Linked DNA regions of Homo sapiens: all the other regions are linked to region 5. Evidence: chromatin contacts called from ENCODE Hi-C or POLR2A ChIA-PET data. All regions are on one chromosome and are shown on one strand. Each heading gives the region's core, a stretch centred on a gene start or an enhancer-like site at or near the end of the contact. The rest is flanking DNA. Distances are from core to core; before and after follow the strand shown. Region 1 holds the start of SUPT3H (SPT3 homolog, SAGA and STAGA complex component). Region 2 holds the start of SRF (serum response factor). Region 3 holds the start of BICRAL (BICRA like chromatin remodeling complex associated protein). Region 4 holds the start of CNPY3-GNMT (CNPY3-GNMT readthrough). Region 5 holds the start of HSP90AB1 (heat shock protein 90 alpha family class B member 1).

Region 1 (2,700 bases), core at 123-2,622, 1.1 Mb before region 5:
ATCACCATACTCACTCTGTTACTTTCCCTTATACTGCACACTTTGCTCAGCAATGAATTGATCCCTGATTTACACATCAAGCTGAGCTCTCACATCCTAAATATATCTATTCTTTTGGAATTTTAGGTATTTGGCAAATATTGAAGCGTTGGGGAGATTAAAGAGAATCAAACACAACACTAGCAGACTCAACTACAATCCACAGAGGAAATAACCAAATAAGTTGCTATTTTAAACAATTTAAGCAAATAGAAGGAAGGGATTTCAGAACTCACAGTATCTATAGGCAAGAAAATAACTGAAGCAGTGATGCTTAAAAAGACTTGGTGAGGGTTAATACTTGAATCCCTATAAAATACAGTATTTTATAGTATTTGACAACACAGGTGTGAAGGTGAGCATGGATAACCAGTTTTCTTCTCTAAGCAGGCAATAAGAATGTTAAATATAAATAAGACTTCATATAATATAAAGAGTGAAAGACTGAAAGCATTGTCTTACGACTACTGTATTATTTAAAGAACTACATCTATATCAATTAAATGTGGCAGGACAGAATGTACAGTACAATACTGGGGGTGCAAGATTTTAAAATGAGGAACAGGCCAAAATCTAAACACAGAATCGTCCAAAAAAAAAAAAAAGCCTTCAAGTAGAAAAAGTTTTCAATAACAAAACATGGTAGTTAAACGCCTGCGTCTAGTAACATGAGTTGGGGAAAAAACATTAATAGCAGATTAATGAAACAGATTCTGTGCGAGGTCAGGGTAGGGAGTGATGGCGCGCGGAAGCGGCGTAAGAGCTGGTTTCGCCGTCCCAGAAAGGGTTCCACATCCACACGCCTGTACTGCGGCCCTGCGGGGAGCGTTCAGACCCCTCCGTTTCCCTTCACCATTGTAAACGCGCAATCCCATTAAGATCCCGTTCACTCCAATTCCTGGAAAGAAGCTTAGAACGGTGAATCTCTTCCTCGGAGTTGAAAATCAACTTCCAGTGCCGGTCACCCAATCCTTCAAAAATCCTAGCCCTCTCGGGCCCAATTCCTAAAGAATTCAAGCCTGCACCCTGTACACCCTGACCGATCTCAGCTCGTCCCCACTCCGCTCCCAGCGTCCCCAGCTCTAAACGCCGCCGCGTGGCTCAGCGCTGCCCAAGCCGGGCCCTGAAGGCCGCGCACAACGCCCCGCCCCCGGCGAGCGTGGCGGAAGTAGCTCGCTCGGGCTGGGAGAGCGCGCGCCACCTGGCCAAGCGCGCATGCGCCCGCACTGCCAGTGCGGGGGGCGTCCGTATCGCTTACTCCTCAGTCTCCGCAACCCCCGCCCCACCGAGAGTCGGGCTCACGCCATCTTGTACCCCCCCCATCGCCCCGTCACACAGCCGAGTCACCTTTTCCCTTTCTACACTCCACACTCTCAGTCCCCCACCCCGCCCCTTTCCAAGCGTGTCCCGGGCCGCAGCAGCAGAAACCGCACCATCTCCACCCCCACATTCTCCTCGCGGGAAGCGCAGCAGTGCCTCCAAGGGTTCTTAAAGCAGAGGTTGTAGGGCTTGCGGGGGGCGGTGCGGGGATTCGGGCGGGGGAGACGTCAGAGAGCCGGGAGGGACGCAGAGCGGAGATCCCAGCGTCGCTGGGCCCCCGCGCCGGCCACGCCCTGGCCCCGGCTCGAGGGCGGCTGCCTGGGTCTTCGTGGTCTACGCCGGAGTGTTGAAGGGAGGGCGGCTGTGGGAGGCGCTGGCCGGGCGCAGCGCCCTGGTTCCGCTGCCGAGCGTGGAGTTGCCTCTCGACTCCTCCCTTTTGGCGGGTGGGCGTGGGGTGAGGGGGGCTGGGCTGTGCTGAGAAGCGGGGTGCGCGGGTCGTCTAGGTAGTGTGGGGGCTGCCGGAGGAATCATTAAAGAGGGAAATTGTTGCTTTATGGCACGGCGAGAGAAGAGTTAGGTAGTTAGTGGGAGTGTAGCATCCAGAAAGAGGAAAAGATCCGCTGTGTTCTCTGTGGGGTGAGCTCACGTCTGTGACCCCTGGGGAAATTATTTAGCTTGTCTTTGCCTTGTTTTGGTCTGTAAAATGGCGATCTTATAGCCTATTTCAGAATTGTGAGGATTATATGAGAAAATACACGTTAAACGCTTAGAACAGCGCCAGGTGCTGCTCAGTACATATTAGCTCTGCTTTTGCTCTCCACGTTTTAGGAGTTCAGAATGACTGTGACCTTATTTTCTCAGAGAATCAGGACACTTGGTCTCACACGTGAGAGTGAAGTTATGAAGACAGTGATATGTAATATTTGACACTCAGACGATCCTGGACGTAGTATTACTGTACACGTGGATAAATTAGCATTTCTCCAAGAGGCTAATAGAAATGTTAAGTTATTTCGGTAGAAAGAAATGTGTGTGTATATATATGTATATACATATGTGTGTATATAAGTATATGTATGTGTATATATGTATGTATGTATTTGGAAGGAGAGGACCTGGGGTCTTAGTATATGTGAAGGGCAGACTCTGGAAGAGGAATTAAATTCGCCCTGCAAAGATTTACTTGAAGGACAAAACTTGGGGAATTTCTGGTGAATGTTTCAAAGAGGCTGAATTTGCCTATGAGAAACAGTTCGTGAGAGTACTTTGCAAGAATGGAATGCTCTTCATTGTGCTATGGAAAGTTTCTTATCTCAGGATATTCGGGACGTTGGAGCGAAG
Region 2 (2,700 bases), core at 191-2,690, 1.1 Mb after region 5:
TGCCCCGCTCCCTTACCTGGTCCCTAACCCTGCCTGTCCTTCCAACCAGCACTACTCTCGTGGTGCCCACTTCCTCCCACACATGTTCGCTCATTGTTGTCATGCAGCTCCAGCCTCCTCACCTCCATACCTTCTCGTTTGCTCCCTGCTTTTCCGGCGCCCTCGTCCGAACACCGGAGTGCACTGGACCTACTGATCCCGGGTTCTCATTATCCACCTCCCCGGCAGCCTCGTAGCCTCCCATCACCGCTCCTCACCCCTTCACTCAGCAAGGGCCCTCTTCCTCTCTGGCGCCGGTCACTCCCACCTCTGCGCCTTTCCCCACGGTTGCGAGCGTTCGCGGGATCTCCCCTCTCCCCACATTTCCCCGGCGGCCCCTCCCCTTCGGCCCTCCCCGGGCAGGAGCCATCCCCTCCCACACACCTCCTGCGGACTCGCAGCCTCTCACCTCCGCCTCGGCTCTGCGGTCCTCCCGGGCTCCCTTTGCACATCCCCACCCCAACCGGGCCCCGGGGCCGGCCAGCCCCCCGGCTTGGTACCTTCTTCATGATGCCCGTCTTCCTCTTGCTGAAGGTCGTGTAGCGCCGCAGCTTGTTGTCGATGAACTCCATCTTGATCTTCACGCGGCCCCGGGTCTTCTTACCCGGCTTGGCCCCGCTCACCGCGCCGCTCACCGGCCCGTAGCCCCCGGTGGCCGCTGCCGACGCCTCGGGCCCACCGACCACCATACCGATCTCCATCTCGCTCAGGCTCCGCTTCAGGCCGCGCCGCTCGGCGCCCAGCTCCTCCTCCTCGCCCGACTCCGAGTCGCCCTCGCTGCCGCTGTAGAGGGCCCCCGCGGTGGGCGCCGGGGTGGTTGCCGCCGCTGCCGCAGCCTCCCGCTCCAGGCGGCCGGGCCCGAGCCCCGCGCCATTCCCGGGGACCCGGCCCCCGTTAGCCCCGCGTGTCCCGCCGCCGCCGCCCGGCCGCCCCGTCGGGGTCCGGTTCAGGCTGCCCCCCAGGGCCGAGCCCCGGCCCAGAGCCGCCGCGGCCCCAGCTTGGGTCGGTAACATGGCGCTCGATGCAGGAGGGCGGACGGGCAGTCAGCGAGGAATCGGAGCCGCCGCAGCCGCCGCCATCGGCTTCCCGGCTCAACCCGGCACTCCCGCTGCTGCTAGTGCCGCTATCGCTGCCGCGGCCGCCGCTGCGAACCCGGGGCCCCTGCACGCCCGGGCCGACCTGGGCCCTCACTTTCCTGCCCCTGTGGCCCGGGTTGCCCCAGGCCGCGCGCAGCGCCCCCTGTCCGTCTGCTAGGGCGGCGCGCCGGGCGGCCGTCAGCGTCCCCCGGGGGGCAGGGGCTGCTGGCCGCGGCCGAGACGGCGGGTGGAGGGGGCCGGGACCACGCGCTGGCGGCGGAGGGATCCCCCGACCCTTCCCCCCATATAAAGAGATACAATGTTTCCTTTTATGGCGAGGCCGCTCCTTATATGGTGAGCCCCAGCGCCCCCGCCCCATTGGTCCGTGGTTCCGGCACCTCCGCTCCCCATTGGCCCACAAGAGGGCGCTTATTTGCATAGACATACCGAACTCGTTGCTGTCATCTCGCGTCAGACCGCGACTCTGAGAGGGGTGGAGCCGACGCCTCTTAAAGGAACCGGAGAGCAGGCACGATTCCGCCTCCCTGAACCCGAGAATGATAGAACGGTTTGGGAGGCACCCGCGGAGAAGGAGGCTGGGACTGGAGCGCAGTCTTGCGGAAGAGAGGGAGCAGCACTAGTAAATGGGCACCGGGACCGCTGGAGGCAAACACTGGGGAAACCCCTGGGTGGATTGTGGGGTTTGCAGTAAATAAAAAAATACAGCCCAAATTCCAAGGGAGGAGTGCAGGGATTGATTGGAGCATTTCCTCACGCCTTCCTAAGGGAGGCACAGTTATTGGCTGAGCGGAGAGAGCTTGGGTCCCCGCCCGGTGTCCAGACTCGTCGCGCCCCAGCCTCTCAGCTCTAACTTTTCCCCTACCCCCAACTTCCCTTCCCTTTCCCTCGCTTTTGTAGGCGACGAAACTTTCCCACCGGGCTGGCTCGAGGATCTTCATTCATCATCCTCTGCACTGGGGGGTCTTTGGCAGACATACATCTGGAAAAGGCTGGTGGAGGGGAGGGCGAGAGAGAGAGATCGGCCTCCCAGTCCTGAGGCGGGCAGGGAGGAGAGACGGAGATCAGGGAGGAGAGATGGAGATCAGTGAAGACTTCCAGCTGCAGGCTGGACTTGGGGAGGAGGACGTCCCGAGGATAAAGCCCACCCTACAGCCAGTGCAAAGACTTGGGAAAGTGTGGCCCGACAGAAAGTTTAAGCCCAAGCAAGCACGCTCGCGCACACACACGCACATACACACACTTCTCTGGAAAGCCCGTTGGAGAAAAAAAAAAAAGTTTCACACAGGGTATCGCTCTGTCGCCCAACCTGGAGTGCAGTGGCGGGATCTGAGCTCATTGCAACCTCTGCCTCCCGGGTTCAAGCGATTCTCCCACCTCCGCCTCTCACGTAGCTGGAACTACAGGTGCGCGCCACCACTCTGGCCTAATTTTTGTATTTTTTGTAGAGATGGGGTTTTGCCATGTTGCCCAGACTGGTTTCGAACTCCTGGCCTCAAGCGATCCTTCCCCCTCGGCTTCCCAAAGTGCTGGGATTATAGGCATGAACCACCGTGCCCAGCAGAAA
Region 3 (2,700 bases), core at 119-2,618, 1.5 Mb after region 5:
CCGCATTTGGGGCGACTCGGGGGGGCGCGAACAGCATAACGCCCGCGCGCACTCGGCCAAAAATGCGCCGTCCCAGCCGCACATCTCTTCTGGCCGGCGCGGCGAACAGCGCGGGCCTCGCAGGAGACGCCCGGCTGGGCCGCCGGTCCTCCGCGCGGCTGGGGGCTCGGCCGGACGCGGCCGCGGATCCTCGGCGGTGCTTCGAAAAGGCAGCGAGGCGGCTGGGAAGGGGCAGTCCCGCGGCAGGTGCGCGCCGCCGCCGCGGGCTCGGAGCGGGAGCGGGAACGGGGCCGGGGCGACTCGCCTGCCCCGAGCTCTCCCCGCCGCACCCCGGACCTGCTCTCCTCGCCGCGGCCGCCCGCAGATGCGGCGGGAATGGGGAAGCCAGGATGAAAAATAAACCCCGTCTCCGCCGCCTCCCTCCCCACCCTCTCCCCTCCCCCTCCCCAGACGCGGGGTCCATTTTGCCGAGAAGAAAGAAAATGTGATTCACACCCTAGAGCTTCCGAGAGAGAAAAGAAACGAGGGGGGGAAAACAGAGGGGAGGAGATTGGAAAAGCTTATTTTTCTTCCTCGCCCGCCGTCACTCCAGGCCCTCCCTGCCCCCTGCTCGCGGCCCCGCCGCGCCGTCTTCCCCTCGCCGAGCCCTGCTCCCTCCTTCCCGGCTCCCGGCGGCTCCGGGGGGCGGAAAACACACTCACACTCGCGCACACAACTAATTTTAAACCGGCTCAATCAATGAGTCATTAAAAGGCTTCCCTCCCCTCCCCTCCCCACCACCAACCGCCACGCCACCCCCTTCCCGGGCTCTCCCTCTCCCCGCTCCAGAAATTTGCATCCGCGGAAAAGAAAAAAAAGGAAAAAGAAAGGCGCCGGGCCCCCACCCCGCCGAGGCGCCCCCGGCCCGGCCTCGCCGCCCCCTGCCCGCCTGCGCCCCCGCCCGAGACACTGAACTTGGTCTTCCCGGGGCCCCGGCAGCGCTGGGAAAGGCATAAACACTCGATTCCCCTTTTCTCCGTGTCCATTAAACATCCACCCACCACCACCATCACCCACCCACAAACCCACCCCCCCCCAAAAAAAAAAAAAAAACACAGCCTTAGCCAATAGCTCTCTGGGCTGAAACCTAATATCCTGGTTTTGGCAACTCGGTGTTTAATTTGCTCCTTTCTTTTCAGTCTGGAGACAGATCTCCAGCCCCCCCTCCCTCGCTTTTCCCCTCCCCGAAGGAAAGAGGCAGAGGAAGGAGGTTGTGTGTTTTTTTTTTCTCCTTGAAATTTTTATCACAAAATTATAATACACTCAAAGGGAAACTCACCGTCATGAAAAAGCAGTGCCTTGTCAACGGGGTTTCTGCGCCATCGCAACAGGGGCGGCGGCGGCGGCGGCGGCGGGCGCGGGGCCGGGGGCCGGAGCGCGGGAGCTCCCGGCCGAGCGGCGCCGGCCACACGCGCTCCGCTCTCTCTCTCGCTCACCCCCGCGCCGGGCCGGGGCGCCGCTCCCCGCGCCCGCCCGGCCTTCATGCTCTGCGCCCGGGCAAACCGCTCGCCTGCTCGTCTACCTCCAAACTTCGGTTCTCGCCTGGCAAAAAATGTGGAGATTAGGATTTTTTTAATTTAAAAAATTTTTTTTTTTTTTTTTGGAAAATCAAGCTGCAAGGATGTTCATTCGTTTCCTTTGGGATTCTTTTCAACTTCAGAAATGTATTGGTTTATTCAAGAAACAGTTTTATTTGGCTTTAAAACAATTACTAAGATCCACGAGGTGCGTGCTAATTCTCTTGCAGGCTCTCTCTCCACACACACACACACACACACACACACCCACCCACCCACCCAGTTTAACTTGACACGGGAAGGGGGGAGATTAAAGACAAAAAAAAAAAACCCTACAAGATTTGTTTAGAACTCTAATTAGAGCAAGCCTCAGTGAATACGTTTTGCATATGCTTTTTAAAAACCAAAACGACTTTTAACTTAGTTATTAGGCAAATAACTGGTTCATCCTAACTTTCAAATGTACTAAGCTTTCCTTTGCAACACTCTTTGTCCATTCCAAAATTCTTGAAACCTTACCTGTGAAGCCCGTATGTGAACATTAAAAAGGAAAACAAAACTTCAGTGACTAAAAGGAAGGTGAGGCAGAGTAAATCACTCTCAAAACATTCATTTTCTACTGCCTTCTCTTTATGTAGATATCTTTTATCTCTATATTTGCGGAATTTTCATTACATAACCCCCTCATTCTTAAAAGAGAGCTAGTCAATCTTTTAACATTCTTTGGTCCAAGTATAACTACCACCTATTTTTAATCTCAAATCTCAAATTGTTGAAACTTCTCTGTAAACTATCTAGTATCCAAAGTATTTAGATTATGTGGCCCAGGCCGGGCGCGGTGGCTCACGCCTGTAATTCCAACACTTTGGGAGGCCGAGGCGAGTGGATCACCTGAGGTCAGCAGTTCGAGACCAGTCTGGACAACATGGTGAAACCCTGTCTCTACTAAAAATACAAAAATTAGCTGGGCGTGGTGGTGGGCTCCTGTAATCCCAGCTACTCGGGAGGCTGAGGCAGGAGAATCGCTTGAACCCGGGAGACAAAGGTTGCAGTGAGCGGAGATCGCGCATTGCACTCTAGCCTGGGCGACACAGCAAGACTCAAACAAAAACAAAACAAAACAACAACAACAACAACATTACGT
Region 4 (2,768 bases), core at 269-2,768, 1.3 Mb after region 5:
AAATCGTTTGAACCTAGGAGGCAGAGGTTGCAATAAGCCGAGATCTCGCCACTGCACTCCAGCCTGGGCAACAGAGCCAGACAGTCTCATAAAAAAAAAAAAGGAAAAAAAGAAAAGAATGTACGGGGGAAGGCACAGGCTTGAACTCATACTGGGTGCCCTACCAGTGAAGTCGGCTTATCTCTAAAGCATCCTTTTAATCTCTCTAATGGAAGGATTATGTGTCCGAAACTTACCCCAAACCCACTTTCCAGTGTTTAGGGAACATCTGGCCTGATGTAGGCTTTCAATTCAGATGAGAGATTCACAGCCAACTTTCTGGGGGCCCTGGGGTTACGGGGCTAGGAAGGCAGGCATGACTGTAAGGTCTGAGGAGAAAACTAAGGGACGGAGTTGAGGAAAAAGAAATAGGTCCTTTATAGTCCTGGCTCGCTGGTAGCTCCCTCTCTCTCTCTCTCTGTAGTTCCTCAACGCCTATGTCTTTGGGACTCACCTTTTCTCCAAAGTCCTAAAATCTTCTTTCAAGTTCCCCATAGGCTCTATTGTTCCCCCAAAGGGCTCCTCAGATCCAGATCCTCCTCCTCACACACACCCACAGTCTCCCATTTAATCATCTGTATTCTCAAAACATTTATTGAGTGCCTACCAGACACTGTGTGAATACGTATCTAAGACAAAAATTCCTGCCTTCGAGGAGTTGTTAGTGGGTGCAACAGACAACTACACAGATTGGGTTGCAGTGAGGGCAAAAGGGGAAAGTCTTAGGTTTTTTTCCCCCAAGATGAGTCATCTGGAGCTTTTCAGTTCCTCAAACTCGTTCTTAGCTTCTCAGCCGGCAGGCCTCTGCCTCTGTAGTTTCCTGAGTGGGCCCCTCTCTTTCCACTTCTCTTCATCCGGCTAACTCCTAATGCCTCTTCGTGCTTCCTGTATGAAGCCCTCTTTGACTCCCCTCTGCACACAGCCTTCGCCCACCCCCTCCCCCACTCCAGGCTAGACCAGATGCTCCTCGTCCGGCCCCCAAAAGGAAGCTCTGTACCTCCCCTATCATGGCATCTACTACTCTGAATTATCATTGCTTGTTTCTACCAATGTGTGAACTCCAGGGGTACCGGGACCAGATCTCTCGTCCGCCGCAGCGTCCCGGCGCAAGCCTGTTCAAGGAAGGAAGACACCCTGCAGAGCTCGGAACCTTGCAACCCCCGACGCTGCTCCGCAAGCACCACCGCTGGAGCCAGCCCCTCCGGCAGGATACGCCCCACGGGCCCCGCCTCCTCACCTTCGCATTTGCTGGGCAGGCGAACCCAGTCGTTCTCCTCAGCTCCGGCCTGGCTCGGGCCCAGCTCCGGGGCCGGCAGCAGCAGCAGCAGCAGCAGCAGCAAGGGAAGAAGCAGAAGACAGCGGGACGCGGGCTCAGGCATTGAATCCATGGCCCGGCCGGGCCCGGACCCTAAAGGACCGGGCGGTTCCTCCTCCCGCGGCGCGCGCGGAGCAGTTTCCCCTCGCCGCTTCCGGGACTGCACACGTGCCTCCGAGCAACCACGACAACAGCTAGCCTCCCGCCCGCCCTCCTCTCGCAGCCGCAGCCCGCCTTCAAAGCGGACCAAGGCCCGCGGACGGCGCAGCCAATAGGCTTTCTGGGGTTTGCTCTCTAGCTAATGGGAAGACTATCTTTTTACGCCCTTGGCCAGTAAGAGAGCAGATGGTGGCCTCAGCGACCTATGGCAAAGTCCTTTCCCACCCCCTAACGGAGGCTCTGGGAGAGAGAGGATGCAGGACCAAGACCCGAGAAGAAGCCTGCGTCTGGGCCTGGGTGGGACGGATTCAGGCGCGCAGGTGCTGGAAGATGTGGGGAAGGCCGTCTTCGCGGCTTTCTCCGCCTCCTCGAACGTCACTTCCCTCCTGGGGTCCTAATGCCGCAAGTCCTTACTGAACATCTGTTTTTAAATTTTATTATTGGTATTGTGGTTGTTATAGCCGGGCACTCTTGTAGGCGCTTAAGGTGCAAGCAGGACGACTCAAACTGTCCCCAGCCTTCACACTTTTTTAGTAGCCAGTAGATTTGTCCTAGTGAGAACTAGAACAAATGACTTCCTCTCTGAGCCTGTTTCTATTTGTATGACGACAAAGTGATCCTCCTAGCTGCTGTGGGAGCTTGCCTGTTGTTGGGAAGCTCAAATAGGTTAATAGAATTAAAGCTTATCGAGCAGATTGTAAAAAGTTCAGGCATTAATTTTCTTTTTGTATGTAATCCCAGCCCCTTTTACTGCCCTATTATTTATTTCTTGATTCTGAGCTCTCAGAAGGCAGAAATTTAGCCGATTAACGATTGTCTCTCCCTTCCGCTTCCCCAGCAACAACAGGGTGCCTGGCACAAGGAGATACTCAGTAAAACTCTCATCTGCTGTGTCATTAAGGGGAACACTTAATGGCTCACGCCTGTAATCCCAGCACTTTGGGAGGCCGAGGCGGAAGGATCACCTGAGCCCAGGAGTTGGAGACCAGCCTGGGCAACAGATTGAGACCCTGTCTCAACAAAGAAGAAGAAGAAGAAAAAGGCCAGGCGCCGTGGCTAATGTCTGTAATCCCAGCACTTTGGGAGGCCAAGAAGGGAGAACTGCTTGAGGCCAGGAGTTCGAGACCAGCCTGGTCAACATAGCGAGACACCCCCCCCATCTCAAAAATAAATAAATCAAAATAAAAAATAAAGAGGAGGCCGGGCTTGGTGGCTCACGCCTATAATTCCAGCACTTTGGAAGGCCGAGGTAGGT
Region 5 (2,764 bases), core at 217-2,716:
GTCATATCATTTGTTAGGACCTTAGACAGTGAGTTCAGACTGGTTTAACCGGAGTACTATCCCTTCCCAAGACTAAAAATGCATTCTCTTAAAGATCTCAGACTACACACTAAGTGGGAGGCCTGAAAATTCAGAAGGAAAAAGAAAATAAGCTAAATATTCTTCAACCAAATGTCACAGAACCCACCTACTTAAAGAATGGTGACCAGCAGCCTCAGCATCATCTGGTAGTATGGCAGAAAAATCATAATGTTGGTCCAACCCAGGTATCTAGAGATCCCAAGTAATCCTTACACAAATTTAAATGTGAAAATCACTACCTACAGTTCTTTATTTGGGGGAGATCAAAGTGACTAGTTTAAGATAAAAATGGCACTAACTTTAAACTGCTCCCCCTGAGGTGTCAGTTCCTAAGACCAGTCCAAGGGCGGGACACTCCTGCCCCATAGGGCAGGGAGGAATAACCTGGGATCCATACGATACCCACCGGAGGAGCAATTAAATCCGGACAAAGAATTCTTAAGCCAAAAGCTCCACCACGACCCTTTCACAGCACAAAATTACAGAACAGGACCAAACCCAAGAAAGATGGTGGCCGTAGCCACCAGGCCGACACTCGTCACTGCCGGACATGCGTCGGCCAGGACCACGCGAGGAGGGGGCGCCGCAGTGCACCCTCCCTCGCCCCAGCATCCGGGCACTGGGGCGGGGCGCCAGAATCCAGAAGCTTCCAGAACAATCTCAGCTCTCGAGGAAGGGCGGAGGAAGGAGCCCATGAATCTTCCAGAACCTGCTCCCCTCCCCGCCCCTCCTCCACCGGGACTGCAAGAAAGATCTGGAAGGAGGGAGTATCGGGTGCTGGAGACCGAAAGCTCTCTTCCCACACCGTCAACCCTCCCTCACAGAAACAAAGCACCCAAGAAGGCTTTAACAACGCGTCCGATAAGAGAGGTGACAAAGCCAGTCCCACAAGGCCGTGCTGAGTCACCCGAGCGGGCACCCCCGCCACCCTGCGGTCCCCCTCCGACGCCCCGTAGCCGCGTCCGGAAGTGGAGGGGCAAAAATGGCAGCGTCCCGGGCCGCGCGGCCACCACGTGCAGCTGCCAGCCGCCCACTGCCCCAACCCCACAGCCCACCTCGCTACGGCCAGCAGGCGCCGAGAGAAAGCCCCACCCCCCAAACACACTAGAGAAAACCGAGGAGGACTCAAAAAACCTCACCCACCACTACCCTCACCCTATAAAAATCCAGAGCGTTATCCACAAGCCACCCCGACATCTAGACTAAGGCTCCCTAAAGGACAGAAAAAAACAAAAACAACACGAATACAGCACTAAAGGGAAAGAAGCCTAGCGGAGATCTCAGCCTTACCTTGAAAAGAAAAGGATTATACGTAATAGTGAGCAACGTAGGCTTGCTTTCCGATACCCAGACAGTCCCAACACTGCGCCGGAGTGACTCGAGAGAGCTACTGCGTGCCCCAAGTCGCCCTATATAAGGCGAAGCACAGTACAGCCGCCCTCCTGTAGATCCCTCCGCCTTAAAGGAGTATGATTGTCAACCCCGCACCTGCCGCCACCAGCCCACCTTGACGTCATGGTCCGAAAAAAAGAGGGGGCGGGGAAGAACCCAAGCAACGGATCCGCCCACACATTTGCTTGTGATCACAGCCCCATAGTTTCACGTCTAGGACATGACTCCATCAAGAGCGGGGATGAGGAGTGCTCATTTGGCATAAACGGTGTCTCTACGGGCGAGGAACCCACTGACCTCCCTAAACACTTGTGGGGCAGGCGTCCCCACACCCAAGGGCGGGACTGGGGGGGACACCGAAAAAGAGCGGAGGCAGCTAACCACGCGGACCACCGCTCCCAGACCCAATCTTCTTCCTAGCATCTGCCCTACACATCTCGCGTCCCGACAGAGGGACTGGCATTCGGGACCCAACCTTGGGTAGCCCCAGATCCCGACTCTCGCAGGAGTAGAGGAAGGGCGGAGGGTTCGCGCTGAGGGGCAGCTCAGCGTAGGGGGAGGGCGCCGGCCGGGGCTGGCGGGGACTCTTTGCCGACATGCGGCGGAAGGCGCGGCGGCGGCACTGCGGCATTTCCAGCAGTTTCCAGGCCTGTCTCGGCGGTCCCGCCCCCTCCCCGCGAGGCTCCGCCTCTCCGGCTGCGGCCGGGGCAGGGTTTTTGCAGCGACCCCACCCGGCGACCCGCTCTGACCTGTCCGAGAGACGCGGGTACCAGCCCAATCCTCAGGGATGGGATGGAGGGTTGGGGAGGGATCGGCTGACCCCTCCTTCCCCGCGTCAATCACACAACACCCAGGCACCTGGGGCGGCTCTGCGGGCGTACACTTTTGCAGACTGAGAGTGGAGTACCTGCGGGGGGGACCCCCCTCTAGCCCCTGCGGCCGCCACGTACACGGAGCACGGGGACATGCGCCCTCCCTACGCAGGCACGTCAAGCCCTTTCTCAAGCTGGTTCGCTTTTTTTCCGCCCACTTCGCTCCTGCAGCCATTTGGACCTGGGAAGGAGGGAGTCTCTGGGAACCAGTGCAGGGCAGCCGGAGCTCTTGGAGGCCGCGTGACGATGCCGGCCACAGAGCGGCTGGCCAAGTTGTTCCCCTTCAGCCTTGGCACCAGAGCCCCTAGGCCATGCCCCTGGCCAGTGAGCTGCCGTGTCTGGCCTGGCTCAGCCGTTTTGCCTGCCCTCCAGTTGGCAAGCTGTCCTTGCCTTTCCAAGGCCTCATCCGAAAGCCTGCT

What was found. Hi-C counts contacts between places; a loop is a spot of excess contacts on that map. ChIA-PET counts read pairs that join two places held with the same protein, here RNA polymerase II (POLR2A). Pooled maps may share reads with other maps.
Region 1: a pooled map shows a loop between it and region 5 (7-fold over the local background). The contact joins the promoter of SUPT3H here to the promoter of HSP90AB1 in region 5. A Hi-C loop is called at or near these places in 5 of 50 pooled maps. POLR2A ChIA-PET finds 5 or more read pairs at or near these places in 2 of 52 experiments (activated CD4-positive, alpha-beta memory T cell and activated naive CD4-positive, alpha-beta T cell).
Region 2: a map of gastrocnemius medialis shows a loop between it and region 5 (22-fold over the local background). The contact joins the promoter of SRF here to the promoter of HSP90AB1 in region 5. A Hi-C loop is called at or near these places in 4 of 168 maps with a recorded cell type or tissue (CD8-positive, alpha-beta T cell, ascending aorta, gastrocnemius medialis and 1 more) and 21 of 50 pooled maps. POLR2A ChIA-PET finds 5 or more read pairs at or near these places in 4 of 52 experiments (CD4-positive, alpha-beta T cell, MCF 10A, OCI-LY7 and 1 more).
Region 3: a loop to region 5 is called in a pooled map, with 16 times the contacts of the local background. The contact joins the promoter of BICRAL here to the promoter of HSP90AB1 in region 5. A Hi-C loop is called at or near these places in 1 of 168 maps with a recorded cell type or tissue (naive thymus-derived CD4-positive, alpha-beta T cell), 2 of 37 single-sample maps with no recorded cell type and 10 of 50 pooled maps. POLR2A ChIA-PET finds 5 or more read pairs at or near these places in 2 of 52 experiments (CD4-positive, alpha-beta T cell and activated CD4-positive, alpha-beta T cell).
Region 4: a pooled map shows a loop between it and region 5 (15-fold over the local background). The contact joins the promoter of CNPY3-GNMT here to the promoter of HSP90AB1 in region 5. A Hi-C loop is called at or near these places in 8 of 50 pooled maps. POLR2A ChIA-PET finds 5 or more read pairs at or near these places in 2 of 52 experiments (Caco-2 and WTC11).

The regions. Positions count from the first base shown.
Region 1 is chr6:45,376,606-45,379,305 of GRCh38, reverse strand. SUPT3H (SPT3 homolog, SAGA and STAGA complex component) reads left to right here and starts at 1,372. Exons shown (of 11, transcript NM_003599.4): 1 at 1,372-1,538. All of the region lies in intron 2 of RUNX2 (RUNX family transcription factor 2), which reads right to left. RefSeq lists silencers at 1,081-1,130, 1,451-1,730 and an enhancer at 897-1,440.
Region 2 is chr6:43,170,009-43,172,708 of GRCh38, reverse strand. SRF (serum response factor) reads right to left here and starts at 1,440. Exons shown (of 7, transcript NM_003131.4): 1 at 540-1,440. The coding sequence starts at 1,052. RefSeq lists enhancers at 12-221, 1-480, 1,507-2,236 and a silencer at 952-1,531.
Region 3 is chr6:42,780,720-42,783,419 of GRCh38, reverse strand. It overlaps BICRAL (BICRA like chromatin remodeling complex associated protein), which reads right to left and starts at 1,368. Exons shown (of 13, transcript NM_001393499.1): 1 at 1,319-1,368. RefSeq lists enhancers at 1-13, 1-559 and a silencer at 94-433.
Region 4 is chr6:42,928,230-42,930,997 of GRCh38, reverse strand. It overlaps CNPY3-GNMT (CNPY3-GNMT readthrough), which reads right to left and starts at 1,518. Exons shown (of 5, transcript NR_134892.2): 1 at 1,277-1,518. CNPY3 (canopy FGF signaling regulator 3) reads right to left here and starts at 1,518. Exons shown (of 6, transcript NM_006586.5): 1 at 1,277-1,518. The coding sequence starts at 1,427. RefSeq lists enhancers at 800-909, 1,220-1,479, 1,122-1,623, 1,930-1,979, 1,990-2,039 and 1 more.
Region 5 is chr6:44,245,803-44,248,566 of GRCh38, reverse strand. It overlaps HSP90AB1 (heat shock protein 90 alpha family class B member 1), which reads right to left and starts at 1,466. Exons shown (of 12, transcript NM_007355.4): 1 at 1,372-1,466. RefSeq lists enhancers at 367-416, 901-1,655, 2,410-2,764 and a silencer at 1,967-2,206.